Regions from separate parts of the Homo sapiens genome. Here region 2 is linked to region 1. The links are chromatin contacts, found by Hi-C in ENCODE. All regions are on one chromosome and are shown on one strand. The core of a region is the stretch at or near the end of the contact, and the rest is flanking DNA. Distances in the headings are between cores, read along the strand shown. Region 1 overlaps CFAP61 (cilia and flagella associated protein 61). Region 2 overlaps RIN2 (Ras and Rab interactor 2).

What was found. A loop is a pair of places that touch in the nucleus more often than their neighbours do. Pooled maps may share reads with other maps.
Region 2: a map with no recorded cell type shows a loop between it and region 1 (6-fold over the local background). The contact joins two enhancer-like sites. A Hi-C loop is called at or near these places in 4 of 37 single-sample maps with no recorded cell type and 2 of 50 pooled maps.

What each region holds. Positions count from the first base shown.
Region 1 is chr20:20,209,301-20,212,000 of GRCh38, forward strand. All of the region lies in intron 17 of CFAP61 (cilia and flagella associated protein 61), which reads left to right. Among named protein-coding and RNA genes, the nearest start is that of CFAP61-AS1, 57 kb to the right of the region's middle. Within about 2 kb of position 1,259, at least 4 of the 41 ENCODE cell types and tissues checked have a DNase peak (open chromatin) inside an H3K27ac peak, as active enhancers do.
Region 2 is chr20:19,826,936-19,829,635 of GRCh38, forward strand. The region is part of intron 2 of RIN2 (Ras and Rab interactor 2); the gene reads left to right. Among named protein-coding and RNA genes, the nearest start is that of RIN2, 70 kb to the left of the region's middle. RefSeq lists a silencer at 1,486-1,655. Within about 2 kb of position 1,381, at least 6 of the 41 ENCODE cell types and tissues checked have a DNase peak (open chromatin) inside an H3K27ac peak, as active enhancers do.

The DNA of each region.
Region 1 (2,700 bases), core at 9-2,508:
TATTTTTCAGCACATTTGTTTTGATTTCCTTTGAACAAATTCCTGGAAATGGTATTGCTCAGTCAAAGGTAAAGTTACTATCTCTTTAATCAAAAAGCATAAAGTTTTAGAATTTGAAAATGAAAACTTGTGATTCCTGAATTGAAAAAGATGATTTCTCTTGGCAATATGTTGCTTTATCTAAGCAACATACAGAGTACAGAGATATACAACAAACCCTCTTTTTTATGTCAGATACAGATTTTTAAGACAAGTAACCAGGTGTGCAAAAGGATACATCTTTTATTTTCCTATTTTTTTCTAATTGAGCTGAGTCTCTGCTTTGAGCCTTTATTCCACCTGATGGGAGTAAAAGTAACCTCCATCAATTCTGGGTAAATTTAATCATTTAATGTTTACATTGAGTCCATTTGGGAGATTTCTTCTTTCATGTTTTTAGGCAGGTAGGAAAGACATCCAAGTTCTCAGGAGCTCATGGACATGGAATGTCATGGCATCGTGGCAGGCGGGGAGGAGGCTGGGAGGGGAGGTACCTGCTGCTTGGGTAGTGCCTGTCCTCACAGGAATCCTGAGTTCAGAACATCAGCTTTTGTCCTCAGGCAAAGTCACCCCTTGTCCTGGCATCCAGGCCCCCGCAGCCCTCACTGCTTGCTGCAGAAGAATCCCATCCTCACAGCCTTGAGGCCAGTCTGAGTGTGGCCTTGTGTTCCCTGGAGCTACGTGCTCTCTTCCTCTCCGCTTTCCTTGCTTTGGGCTTTCAGAAGCTCATTGCTGCCTCATTTCCTTCCTCATCCAGGAAGTTCCCTCAGCCATCTCCACTGGACTCTTCCCAGGACAAGGTGGCAGTAGAGTCTCCCTTGTGAGGCAGTCTCCTTCCTGTATTCTCCAAAATCTTTGTAGGGATCCTGCCCCCTTCCTTCCACTTTCCTGGCCTTAGCCAGAGGAAGGAGAGGGCTGCGCTGCACTGATTTCTCCTTCTTCCCCTCTGGCTTTCCTCCTCCTGGTCCTCAGACAGTGGGCTCGCTGTCCCCATGTGTTCTTCTGCATCTGTCATTGGAAGCATCAACTTTGACTTTTGATGCATAACAGTCAGGCTTTTCAGACTCAAAAAACCTTCTTGCAACCCGTTATCTGCCTGGAAACAAAACAGCACAGAATTGACGCATTTGTTCTCTGGGGCTGGGTCTGCCCAAAGGCCTGGTGTCCCCTGGCTGTTGCCTGCAGCATCAGGAGGGGTCATGAGTCAGCAGGGATTGGCAGAAATGAAACACATCTGCTAGTACAAAAACAACACCCCACTAGGATGACAGCAGCGACAGACACATGAAACACAGACCACGAATGCCCCTCTGGGGCTGGCCGACTCCCTCTGGCTCATGGAAGAATTATAAAAATGTGATTCCATTCATTATGAAGTGATTGGAGGTCAGTAGATGCATATAGAATAAAGTACAGTGTCATAAGCCTAACTTTCAGGCCTTTTTATTAAAACTTTCACTTGTTACATCCCGTTAATAAATTCTAGTTTTACAAATGGGATATGGGCCAGGCACAGTGGCTCATACCTGTCATCCCACACTTTGGGAGGCTGAAATAGGAGGATCACTTGAAGCCAGGAGTTTGAGACCAGCCTAGTAACACAGTGAGACCCCTACCTCTACAAAAAATAAACTATTTAAAAAATGGGTTTTGCCTTCCTGGAAGATGTGAAAGATCAGGAAAAACAACCGAGAACCTAGAGAGGTTTTACATTCAAATTAAACTGAGATGGATTAAAAGCCTTCCACAGTTTAGTAATTTTCCTAAAGCAATTTGAGTTTGGTTATCTTTATTTGCACACTCATCAAATCCAGAGGGAAAATGGCATTTGAGTTCATCAGAGGCAGAGGATTAAATGGGCCTTGGAAAGTGCAGTACCTGGTTAGCCGGGGGCGCGGTCCTCCCAAAGGGCTGCCCCACGTGGCCTTGGTCGAGTGGGCAGGGACTGCCTTTCACCTCTGTGTTCCATTAGAGAAGCAGCTTGAAGCCCACAGTCCTCAGTTCTCAATCTGCTCTCATTCTCCAGGGTTGAGCCACTTTAAGTATCAAAACTTTTAGTCTGAATGTTGCCTCAAGACCATTAAGCTTAGTCAAGATGACTGATGTCATGATCTCCATAGTAACCAACTTAATAAGCAAGAAGAAAATACAAAAGATGACTTAAAAACAGGGGAAAAAAACAGAATAAATAAGGTATGAAAATAGCATGGGAGCCATAAAGATTTTTTTTACTGCCACTTTGAGATATCAAACATGACTCAGCTACAGTGCAGGCAGGCATGAGCCATTTGGTCCGTCGAAACCCATGGCAATAAACATAAATTACAGACTGTGCCACATTCCTACTTCTTGTGCTGTTCAATTGTGTCCCAGGTTTTGTTTGTTTTATTTTTTCATATAATTCAGTGCATTGAAATTATCACCATGGTAGTCACTGTAATTGTGGTTTTTATGGTAGTTTATGTATTTAACCAAAAAGAGCTGTGCTTCCAGGGAACAGGTCTCAGGCAGCACTTTCCAGTCACCTTAGCAGAGCTCCTCTCTCATGCAAACCACCCCTCCCACCGCCCTTCACGGATCTGTGGGGACAGCACTTTTCATGAAACTGGAGTTGACGGTTGATTTAAAAAATGGATTTGAGTATTATCTGTCACAAATCAC
Region 2 (2,700 bases), core at 131-2,630, 380 kb before region 1:
GTGGTGGTGGTGGTGGTTTTTCTATTCGTTTGGTTTTGGGTTTTTTTTTTTTTTTTTGAGACAGAGTTTCGCTCTTGTTGCCCAGGCTGGAGTACAGTGGTGCAATCTAAGCTTACTGCAACCTCCGCCTCCTGGGTTCAAGTGATTCTCCTGCCTCAGACTCCCGAGTAGCTGGGATTACAGGCATGTGCTACCATACCTAGCTAATTTTTGTATTTTTAGTAGAGATGGGGTCTCGCCATGTTGGCCAGACTGGTCTCCAACTCCTGACCTCAGGTGATCTGCCTGCCTCGGCCTCCCAAAGTGCTGGGATTACAGGCGTGAGCCACCACACCCCGCCTTTTTCTAATTTTCTAGTCTAATAGCCCTGCGAAGTACATAAGGAATATGGCTAAACTGACATAGCTTGTCTTGGGAAACCCAAACTGGACCCTGGGCTTGACCACGTTTTGGCTAAGATACACCATCTTGCAAAGAATTCCAAGAGCAATCATCTCTCAAATGGCCCTGGAGCCCACAGCTTCATAGCTGGAGAAGTCTACTGCCTTCTCTGTTTTTGAAGCCAAGGACCAACATTATCTACCAGCTTTGTCCAGCCCTCTTTAATTCTCCTGAGTGCTTGAAGGTGATCACAAATAATCTCACATGCATTTAACTTATAACCATAGTGTGGCAGTGAGTCCTCCAGATTGGAAAAGAAAATGCCTATAGAAGATCCAGGTACGCCCTTATGACCGCCAAATTGACTTCAGGATCCAGTCCCGCTTTTTAATGCTGGTCTCCTCTTCCTGTCTTACAGCCTTTAGGTGTTCAGCTGATGTAAATTAATTGCTCCCATTGTCAAGGACTTTAGTAGGTTTGCTTTTCTTTTTTTCTTTTTTTTTTTTTTTGCTGCTAGTCAACCACATTGTGTTCCAAAAGTACCTTTAAAAAGGTATTTTATGGTTTTATTTAGCTTTGTTTTATTTGTAAAATACCCTTCTCCTGGGCTGTAGGCTTCTAGGCATTATTCACACAGATCCAGCACACTGTTTGGGGTACACTTAAGCCTCTAGAGCCCTTACCCATATTTGCATGCTGCCCAGCTGTGAGTTCATTGCAAAGGTGCAGACTCACCTGCTTGTGATACCTCTCCCTCTTAGCTACTGACTTATTTGTGGTGTCAGAACCCCATTTTCAAGAACTTCCCATTCTGTTTGATGGGAACGAGGGCACTTTTTATAGACTCCAACTCACCTTTAAACTTTGTGAAATCTCTGTTTGTAAACCACAAAATTTATCAGCACAACTGAGTTTCCCATTCCTAGCTTTTGTGAACATAAGGATGACATAAGAATTTCCTCTTACAATGCCTCTCACTTCCACTTCCCCAATCAGTTCCTCCCCGTGAATCGGAAGTAAGTTGAGAATAGCAGCTCCACCCACAGCTTTCTGATCCTTCTGAGGGCTGAATCTGCCCACAAGTTAGGTCAAGTGTGTGTCAGAAATGGTTTTTATCACAGAGACACTATGAGAATATGTGCGGACAGCTGAGTCTGCCACCTGTCTTTCTGCCTGATTTCTGCAGCAGGAATGAATCACTCACTTCCTGCGTTGATGGTGGCTGTGGCATCCTGTCATCACAGTAGCCCTTTTATTCTATTCCTCCATTCATCTCCATTATCTTCTAATATGAAAACCATTATGTAGGTGCATAGATTTATTTGTCCTTGACTTAACAGAGACAGCTTAGTACTCTCCAAAAGAAAAGAAAAAATATGTTTCTTATGAATGGAACATGATAAAATATGCCATCTCTTGGTTGCATTCTAACCGAGTGTCCCATTCCCTGTGATCTTGCTGACTCCTAGGAAGTTCTGCAGAGCTGATCATTTCCTCCACCATCCTAGGTCCATTTTTGCTTGTTCTGCTCTGTATGATCATTGGGATGGTCCAACCGGCTACGTCGTCTGAGGCTCCCTTTGCTAACTGGCTTCCTGCTAGGCTTGGTTTGGCTCATGTGAAGCCCTGGTTGATAGGGTGGGTGGAAGGAAAGGAAAAGCCAGGGCATTTCACCACGTTTAATATACTAATGATTCAAATTTGTGCCTCAGCAAACATGCAGATTACCTGGGATCCTCAGCAGAGAATAATAGCTACCTCTGGAAATAGTAGGCTCATGAATGCTAAGAGGCTACTGAAATTGCCACCTATATGATGGGACGCTTTGGGTGAGAGGTTCATGGAGGTTCTGATTGATTGGGTTCTTGAAGAGTACATGAGCATTTTCCTGGCAGATCTACTCATGACAGACATCCCAGGAAGACAGAAGAGAAGATGAGCAGTTATGGAAACCCAAAGTTGTATGGCGTGCTTGCAAATTGGATTAACTTATTAATTTGTAGGACTTTGGGGGCATGATAGGAGATGAAGCCAAAAAAAGAAAAAAAAATGGATTGAATCCAGTATATGAAGGACCCTCTGTAATAACTATGCTTTCTCCCAGGGGTGAGTTCACAGGAGCAACAGAGAGCTCTAGAGTGAGGAGGGTGGGAAGAACAATTTTGTATATCATCTACGTTGTATACTGGGCTTCTATAGGCTGTTGTGTTTGATGAAAGTGTGCCGGCTTAAAAAGTTCAAAAATCCACTGTTGTGACTATAGGAAATGTATTGGTCAGGGTTTTTAGATGCATACTAGAGAATCGCCTCTAGCTGGTT